Linked DNA regions of Homo sapiens: region 2 is linked to region 1. A link is a loop called in an ENCODE intact Hi-C map of the cell type or tissue named here. Cell type or tissue: endothelial cell of umbilical vein. All regions are shown on one strand. Region 1 has its middle 12 kb from the start of LINC00941. Region 2 overlaps CAPRIN2 (caprin family member 2).

What was found. Hi-C counts contacts between places; a loop is a spot of excess contacts. Peaks named below come from ENCODE experiments on the same cell type or tissue, not always from the same donor. Only the 100,000 strongest peaks of a DNase experiment are listed, where the experiment ranks them.
Region 2: a loop joins it to region 1, with 3 times the contacts of the local background. A loop is called at or near these places in 4 of 110 quality-filtered maps.

What each region holds. Positions count from the first base shown.
Region 1 is chr12:30,805,291-30,810,290 of GRCh38, forward strand. No RefSeq gene overlaps it. Among named protein-coding and RNA genes, the nearest start is that of LINC00941, 12 kb to the left of the region's middle. In endothelial cell of umbilical vein, a CTCF peak has its summit at 2,366 (motif pointing left); a DNase peak (open chromatin) is centred at 2,301.
Region 2 is chr12:30,723,828-30,728,827 of GRCh38, forward strand. It overlaps CAPRIN2 (caprin family member 2), which reads right to left. Exons shown (of 19, transcript NM_001385503.1): 9 at 4,821-5,000; 10 at 2,139-2,261; 11 at 543-624. Among named protein-coding and RNA genes, the nearest start is that of CAPRIN2, 29 kb to the right of the region's middle. In endothelial cell of umbilical vein, no CTCF peak of the experiment used is centred here; a DNase peak (open chromatin) is centred at 2,164; H3K27ac peaks cover 579 bases.

The sequences.
Region 1 (5,000 bases):
GCCTCCACATTCTTCCAACTTCTGCCAGTTACCCAATTCCAAAGATGCTTCCACATTTTCAGGTATCATTATAGCAACGCCCCACTCGTCAGTACCAATTTTCTGTATTAGTCTGTTCTCACATTGCTACAAATACCTGAGACTAGGTAAATTTATAAAGAAAAGAGGTTCTGCAGGTTGTATAGGAAGCATAATGGCTTCTGCTTCTAGGAAGGCCTCAGGAAACTTACAGTCATGGTGGAAGGCAAAGGAGAAGCAAGGATTTCACATGGCTGGAGCAATTACCCAAAGGGAGAATGCCACCAAATTCTACAAGTGATTAGCTTTTATTTCTAGGAGGCAAAAAACAGGTGGCTTATGCCTGTAATCTCAGCACTTTGGGAGGCCAAGGTGGGCAGATCAAAAGGTTAGGAGATTGAGATTTATGGAGCTTTTTTTGCCTAAACCACTTACCTTCTTAGCATAGGGACTTTTAAAAATTCTGATTATCAGAATATGGCTGAGAGATGTCAGAACCATTTTTCTCAAATATGAATTCTTAGCAGGAATAGAAATTGCAATTTTTTAATTTTTAATTTTAAGAGGAATTAGTGCCAGAGAGAACTATTAAGAAAGGGGTATATCCAGTCTAAGGATTATTAGGCTCAAGTCCATGAATAGGCTCTGGGAAGTTTGTAAACACTTGGAAATTATTTGCAAAATGTGTGTGTGAATGTGCTTTACCTTAGAGAGTTCATGAATTTCATTAGATTGTTGAAAGAGTTTTAGTATTAACAAAGGAAAAACAAACCACCACCATCACATAACAAAACCACAACAGTGATTTAATCTTTTCACCTAACAATAAGTAAATTGAGGCTCTGATGGCTAAATTAATAGCCTGAGGCTACACAGTCAGTGGCAGAGCCCAGGGTAAAGAGAGAACCAGCACAGCCATTGTGGGAGCCGAGGGTAAAGAGAGAGCTAGGTGTTGTACTTAGTAAATAAATCAGAAATTCCTAACTCTTAGGCTGGAGTTCTTCCTGTTATGTGAAGCCAAAGTAGGGAATCATTAGGTCCAAGAATAGGAATTACATTTATATTTTAATGAAAAGGTGCAGTAAAATTTAAAGGAAGAGAGAGGGTTGCAGATGACAGAATACAAAGAATGTTGAGAGAGATGAAGCAAGATGAGTCCATAGAATCAGAGGCTTAGAAGTAATTCCTATTTATGAAAGGGAGTGAGAACAATGTGGTGAGGTGTATAGAGCTATGTGAAAGTGCTTGTCAATAACATGGCTGCAGAATGCTGATGGTGGTAATTGAAAAGGAAGTAAAATATAAAAACATTTGCAGAATATTTCTTTTTTTTTTTCTCTTTTTCTTTTCTTTCTTTTTTTTTTTTTTTTGAGGCAGAGTCTCGCTCTGTCGCCCAGGCTGGAGTGCAATGGCGCTATCGTGGCTCATTGCAAGCTCCACCTCCCAGGTTCACGCCATTCTCCTGCCTCAGCCTCCTGAGTAGCTGGAATACAGGCACCCGCCACCACGCCCGGCTAATTTTTTGTATTTTTAGTAGAGACGGGGTTTCACCGTGTTAGCCAGGATGGTCTCGATCTGCTGACCTTGTGATCCGTCCGCCTCGGCCTCCCAAAGTGCTGGGATTTACAAGCGTGAGCCACCGCGCCCAGCCCAGAATATTTCTTAATCAAAATTTCACCAGGGGTTCCAAAATGGCAGCATAGAATCAAGCTTCTTCCACAGAAAACCAAAAACAAATATATAGCGCTGAGATTATTACCAGCAATATGTCAAACTTGAATATGAAGATGAGACAGTTCCTGGGGCCACAGAGAAGTGAAAAACTTTGAGAAGATGGTAAGAGAATCAGACTTTCGTGTCCACAATGCCTTTCCTCCCAGTCTGCTCAGCACCAAGTGTACGGAAAATTTCTCCCTGACTTATAGTTTCCACACTGGAAAAACCGAGGTTGAGGTGGACAACCAGCTTCCCCAGCATCTTGGGTTCTCTGGCAGGAGACCCATCCCTGCCTCAACCCAAGGGAAGCATCAGGAGTACCTTGAAAGGAAAACTATTCCTGAGGGCAGCCAGAGACAAAGGAGGGAAGTGAGACTGCCATCCTCAGCCCTGGAACCTCTGTAACTCAGCGAAATGAGGCACAAATCAGAGTAGCTCTTCAGCAGCACCATGCTGTAGGAGGTTCATTCAACAGGTTCGTGCTCTGGGCAGAACACCCTAGGCAGCCTTCCTGCACTACTGCGATATTTCATTTGGCATCTCCCCATTTGGGCTGGGAAGCACTCTGATCATTTACTAGAACTGTAGCAAACCTGGGCTTAAAGTGCCATCTAGTGACAAAAAGAAGGCAGTGACCTAGCAAGGAAAAAAAAGAAGTCAACAGATAAATTACAATCTGTAAGCAAACATATCCAATAAAAACCAAAACAAGCCACACCAAGAAGACTGGAATAAAGAGCTAATCCTTAAATGAAAGACATAGATGTACATCCACAAGAAACAACAGCAATCAGGGAACCATGACTTTTTCAAACAACCAAACAAGGAACCAGTGACTGATCTTAATAAGATGGCAGGCAATATGTGAACTCTCTAAGAATTTAAAATAATAGTTTTTTTTTTGTTTTTTTTTTAGGCAGAGCCTTAATCTGTCACCCAGTCTGGAGTGCAGTGGCGCAATCTTGACTCACTGCAACCCCCATCTCTCAGGTTCAAGTGATTCTTGTGCCTCAGCCTCCCAAGTAGCTGAGATTACACGCATGCACCACCACACCTGGTTAATTTTTGTATTTTTAGTAGAGATGGGGTTTCACCATCTCGCCCAGGTTCATCTCAAACTCCTGGCCTCAAGTGATCTTCCCACCTCAGACTCCCAATATGCTGGAATTATTGGCATGAGCCACCATGCCCGGCTCAAAATAATAGTTTTGAGAAAACGCAGTGACCTCCAAGATAACACAGAAAACAAATTTAGAAATTTATCAGAGAAATTTAACAAAGAGATTGAAATAATTTTTTAAAAATCAAACAGAAATCTTGGAATTGAGCAATACATTTGCTGGACTAAAAAATTAATTACAGGCCCTCAACAGCAAAATGCATTGAACAGAGGAAAGAGTCAGTGAGCTTAAAGAGAAGCTATTTAAATATTCACAGTTAGAGGACAAAGAAGAAAAAAGAAAAGAAACAGATCACCTACAAGATACAGAAAATTACCTGAAAAGACAAAATTAAACATCATTGGTATTGAAGAGAGAGTTGAGGAAGGGCGAAGTGTAGAAACCTTATTCAAAGAAATAATAGAAAACTTTCCAAAACATGAGAAAAAGATAAATATTCAGGTACAGGGAAGTAAAAGAACACCAAATATTTTTTACCCAAATAAGACTAACCTAAGGTTATATAATCTTCAAACTCTCAAAGGTCAATGACAAACAGAGGATCCTTTCTCTCTTTTAAGAGAGGATCCTAACAGCAGCAAGAGAAAAGAAACAAATAACATACAAAGGAGCTCTAATTCATCTGGCAAGAGACTTCTCAACAGAAACTGTATAGGCCAAAAAAGAGTGAGATGACACTTTCAATGTGCTGAGTGAAAAAAAGCAGACATCCAAGAATATTTTATCCAGCAAAGTTATCTTTCAGATATGAAGGAAAGATAAAGTCTTTTCCAGACAAACAAAAGCTGAGAGAATTCACCACCACCAGACTCATCTTACAAGAAATGCTAAAGGTAATTACTTATTCTGAAAGGAAAAAACATTAATGTAAATAAAGAAAACATTTGAAGATACAAAACCCATTGGTAAAATCAAGTATACGGACAAACCCAGAGTAGTCTAATACCATAACTGTGTATTTATATACTTATAAATACTTATAACCCTAGTATGAATCCAAAAGACAAACCTATTAAAAACAATAATACCTACAGCAACTTGATAAGAGACAGGCAATATAAAATAAGTAAATTGAGGCAATATAAAGTCAAAATGTGTGTTGCAGGAGTGGAGTTAAAGTGTAGAGGGTTTTTTTCCTTGTTTGCTCCTATTTTTTGTGTGACCTAAGATAAGTTGTTATCTCTTTAAATTCACATGTTACACCTATGAGATGTTTTTTGTAAGCCTGATGGTAACCACAGTACAAAAACCAACAACAGATTCACTAAAAATAACAAGTGATCAATTAAAACATACTACCAGAGAAAATAACTACAAAGAAAGACAGTAAGAAAAGGAAGAAAGAGAGGAGTTACAAAACAATCAGAAAATAAGGAAGAAAATGGCACTAATAAGTCCTACCTTTTCAGTAACAACACTGAATGTAAATGGACTCAATTCTATAATTAAAAGGCATAGAGTGGCTGAACAAATAAAGAAATAAGACCCAACTATATGCCGCCTATAAGAAACCCACTTCACCTATAGAGACACAAATCAAAGATTGCAAAGAGACAAAGAAGGTCACTACATAATGACAAAGGGGTCCATTTAGCAAGAGGATATAATAATTAGAAATATCTGTGCACTCAACACTGGAGCTTCCAAGTATATAAAACGAACATTACTATCTCTGAAGGTAGAGATAGACTACAATACAATAATAGTAGCACATTCGCCACAACCGTAGAGCAAAGAAAAAAATTTTCATCTCATGACAAGATGAGAAAACTCATTTCAATATATTCAGAAAATCTTTTTTTTTTTGAGACAGTCTCACTCTGTTGCCCAAGCTGGAGTTCAGTGGCACAATCTCGGCTCACTGCAATCTCCACCTCCCAGGTTCAAGCAATTCTCCTCCCTCAGCCTTCTGAGTAGCTGGAATTACAGGCATCCATCACCATACCTGGCTAATTTTTGTATTTTTAGTAGAGACAGGGTTTCACCATGTTGGCCAGGCTGGTCTCGAACTTCTGACCTCAGGTGATCTGCCTGCCTCAGCCTCCCAAAGTACTAGGATTACAAGTGAGCCACTGCACCTGGCCC
Region 2 (5,000 bases), 81 kb before region 1:
TTGCTACACCAATCTTCAAGCTGGTATATACTGCTCACTAAAGCTGGACTAGCTTTATGTCACTCCTCTCTGGAGAGAAACAAATGTGGAGCAAAAAGCCCAAGCTTTGAAGCATCAGACCAGATTTGAATGCAGGCTCTTTTGTTAGTTACTGTGTTAATCACTGTTCTACACTTCATTGTGGTAATCACACCCGTAGTTAAGACCCAAAAGCCTCAACACTAGATTTAGAGTCCAAAGGAGTCAAGCAACTTCTAGTCAGAATTCACTCCACCAACAACATAAATTACAAAAACAGCTATTGAGTATTTCCATTCACCCATCCAGAGCCTTTCTCCAAAAAATGAAAACAAGTCAGTTAAGTACACTAATGTCCTAATGGTAATTTACCCACATATAACTGGTAACAGATGGATACAGTTAGAATAAATTAATACACCAACATATTAGGACATCTAAAATAAAATCATTTGAAAAGACAACAACAACAAATAGCTGTTAGCTCAAGACGTTTGCTCCAAGTCTTTAGAATGATTACATACCTACGGGGCTACCTGGAGTAGCTGAAGGCGGTTGTGACGTTGGAATTGCACTTGAAGGTTTGTCAAAGTCAAGAACAGACTCCTAAAGATATGATTTTAAATAAAGAGTGGAAACAGAGATTACTCATTTAAAAGCTATTACCATTGAATTATTCATGATGCTGCCTATAGTCTATTAGCTACACATAAATATCTAGCTAAAGCTATAGGTATCTAGCTAATCACTGTCTCAGGATGCCAAAACTAGTCTCCATAGATAAAGAAATTAAGAATTAAAAATAAAATCTAAAGTAACTGCCATAACTTAAGGCTGTGTAGAGTGCTAAAACCACAAGAGTAGGCCGTGCGCAGTGGCTCACACCTGTAACCCCAGCACTCTGGGAGGCTGAGGTAGAAGGATCGCTTGAGCTCAGGAGTTCGAGACCGGCATGGAAAAAAAGCGAGACCTTGTTGCTACTAAAAATTTTTTGAAGAATTAGCTAGGCATGGTGGTATGTGCCTGTAGTCCCAGATGCTCAGGAGGCTAAAACAAGAGGATCGCTTGAGCCCAGGAATTCGAGGCTGCAGTGAGCTTTGACCACACCACTGCACCCTAGCCTCGACAAGCAGAGTGGGACCCTGTCTTTAAACAAAACAAAACAAAAGCCTACAATACTAAATCTAAGGCCTAAGTCAGAAAAGAAACTCTTGACCTTACTAAGGTCCTAAACATAGCCATCAATCCTAGTCTAATCAGAACCCCCATTTTTATTACACCCAACCAAAGAGCATCTATTTATCTCAACCATTTACTAGCTCATGCTGTTAAAACATTTTCAAGATGAGAAATCACGCTCTTGTATCTGCCTATCTCGGTTCTCTCAGAAAAGTTTCCAGTATTTTGCATACTTAAGCTACACATTTGCAGGGAGCATTTTAGTTCTTACATCTTCAACTAATCTGATGGTATAGGCAATTCCTACATTTTGCAAATAAGTGTTGGAGGTTAAATAAACAGCTGGTAAGTAACAGAATTTAAACCCAGGCCCATATTCAAAGCTCAGGATCTTTTACTAAACAAAAATACTTATTTGACTACTTTAGCCCTCAGTAATCTCATACCATTCTCAAATTCTGTGTCTGTATCTCACAACTTAAACATATTGTATAACACAATTTATCATTTAACTATTGATTTAACATAAATTTACAATCTTCTACAACTGGAATATAAATTCCTTGAAGGCAATGAATGTCTCATTTTCTGTATCTGTACTACAATGGTATCTAACAATATCAGGCACAGAGTAGGTTCTCACAGTTCTCAGTACTGATAATCTATAGCAGTAATGATCCTTGAGCAAGTTAAGCTTTTCACATGCTTAATTCATTTTTTTTTGTTCTAACAAACTTAGAAAGTAGGAACAATAATCCTCATTTTTCAAATAAATAAACTGAGGCAGAATCAAGTAATTTGCCTAAACTCCAGGCTAGGAGAGCTAGGAGGCAGCAGAGCCAGGACTTGACAGAATAATCTATGCTCTTAATAATTTCACTGTAATGTTTCCAGTCAGAAGCCCCATGAATATCATTTAAGATTTTGTAAATGACTCATACTTGCATAAAGTTACAAGTTCCTTGAATCTGAGTCATCAGATCCTGCAGTTTTTCTTTCCTCAATACTGGATCCTTCGGAAGGGTAGAGGAAGAACCTACAGGCTGATGCACAGGCTTAGGCACCTACAAGATAAACCCATAATGTGTAAGAGTGAAATGCAAATTCAAGAGCCTAATCTAGGAAACAGTTTATCACTACATCTTAAAGGAAAAGAAAAAACAGCAATGTTCACTTATCACAGGTAAAGAATTTTCTCATAAATACCTTTTCTAAATAAGCAAACTTTAAACAGATTTTTCCCCTTCACAATTTTCATGGAACTCTTTCTAAAACACAAAATATTCCTTTTAAAGGGAAGATCCAGCAGAACTTCCTTGTTAAGAGTGTTTTCATTATGGACATGAGTTACCATATGTCCTCTAGGATAAGATGCCACTGACAATAAGACATACCAATGATTTTTTTTTCCAGGGCAAAAATTACTACTACCACATTAAATGTACATCCCAGTTTTAAGATGTATCTGATTTCAGAAATCAAAATGTAAATACATATATAAGTACATACATACACATACCCTAAAATTGAGAGGGATACATATATTTTGTTATAAAGTAAGTACACTCTTGGGGGCTACTGATATCCATCCTAAATTGCTTAAAATTGATGCACATTCTGAATTAGACCAATTTACAGTTACTTTTTATAGCTGTCAACATGCCAGTCTCCACTAGCTCCTCTTCTCCACCTTCTAATCAAAGAAGACACACAGCTAAGTTTGTCAAAGGTACCAGATAAAATAAGAGTTAAGAGACCATAAGTGAGTACATATGGGACTCTTTTAGGAGGAAGGTATGAACATCAGTGATTAATTTCATGTTATCTAGTCTTTTGGCTTTGAACTCTATTCTGCACTTGACTGTACTTAGTCAATATTCTAGACAGCTCAGATTCCAAGAAAGACAGAAAAATACTATATTACACATAGAAGTATCCTCTCCTCTCAGTAACTGAAAAACCCTACAACTTCAATATAACGCTATCTGTCCCACAAAAGCAAATTAAATATGTTTTGACCTTTCCAAATATGTAACACTGATTTTAAATGCAATTCATCAAATAGCATGATAATATTCTGGTATGATAAAGGTTCTGCATTGCTACACCTACTGGAATTTTAAGTCAGGTTTTTAAAAGCAGCTTTGAGATATTAAATTGGGTTTTTAAATGTTTTTCAAAATAGTTACATTACAGTTACTGTTGTGTGATATTTGGTTAATAAAATAAAGCTGACAATCTTCTGTAGGGTCAGGAAGAAGCTAAAATTAATATTAGCAACTTGAGAGAGAAAGGAGAGCAAAATAGCCAAATAACTCTAAAATTTTGTTCCCATACAGAATTAAGCCAAAGGTAATTTACTTATAAAATGCAATGCTTTGCTTTCCCCAAGCAAAATGTTTTTCATATTATTATATTAGAGGTCCAATGGTTTATCAGAAAGCCTTTAGCTAAAATGGCACAGATGTGCAAGGAAGACTACTCCATAGAGATAGAGAACACTGGAAGCACAAGTTCACATATCTCAGCAAATGAGGTGGTAACAAGTTTGCATTATAAATAGTAGTAAATAAGTAATTTACAATTTAATAAAAGGCAACCCTAACATAGCACTGTACCCAAGAATTATTCAATGTAAGTGTTATCTACCTGAAACAGGTTATTTATCCTTAAAAGAATGTGGCCTTATGTTTTAACTGAATCTTGTTCTCCAAAACCTAACTACAAAATATTTAATGCCAACAGTTTTCCTATCTTTGGAAAAATTCTCATTTTGAAATGGAAATAGAGAACTAATTCAAATCCTTCCCCCAATACTGAAATATCTGCAACCACCATAAACCTTCTTCATAAAGACCTGGGCTAAACTGAGTGACCATAAATGAGTAGAAGAGAAGCAAGAGAATATAGAAAAATATAACTTGTCAGAAAAAGTTATTCGTATAGCAGGTAAATGACAACAAATGAAATACAGTATCTCCCATCCTGTGACAAGCATTTGCATTACTCACTTGTTCACATTATGTCATTATGGTCTTATCTAAACTATCTACTATTTTCATATCATGTTATATTGTTAAAATTTGGCATTAAAACAACATTTTATAATTGCAGAAATTTCATCTCAGATTAGACTTAAAGACAGACTAGATTAACTCCCAGTTTTCAAGGGAAAACAATAAATCTACCCACTAAAGAGGGTGAAATATTTTATACATTAACTTCACATGGGCTTTGAAGAGAACTAAGGCCGGGCACAATGGCTCACGCCTGTAATCTCAGCACTTTGGGAGGCCGAGGCGGTTGGATCACGAGATCAGGAGATCCAGGCCATCCTGGCTAACACAGTGAAACCCCGTCTCTACTAAAAATACAAAAAAATTAGCCAGGTGTGGTGGCATGCGCCTGTAGTCCCAGCTACTCAGGAGGCTGAGGCAAGAGAATCGCTTGAATCCAGGAGGCGGAGGTTACAGTGAGCAGAGATAGTGCCACTGCACTCCAGCCTGGGTAACAGAGTGTTTCTCCATCTCAAAAAAAAAAAAAAAAGAGAACTAAAAAGTCATTACCACGACACCTTATTTATGCCTACACTTACAGAAGCAGAATGATACAGATCAACTCACATCTTTGGGTTCTGTGTTCAACTTCCTGGGCAGCAGCTGGTCATTTGGTATGAGGCTTGCTGTAGCTACTCCCCAGGACTTTGGAGAAATCTGTGACTGTGATGTTAAAGAGTGTTTTTGACTCTCAACATTGTTTTCCCAGGATTTTGGAGTCTCTGGCTGTTTTGAATCCTGTTCTTC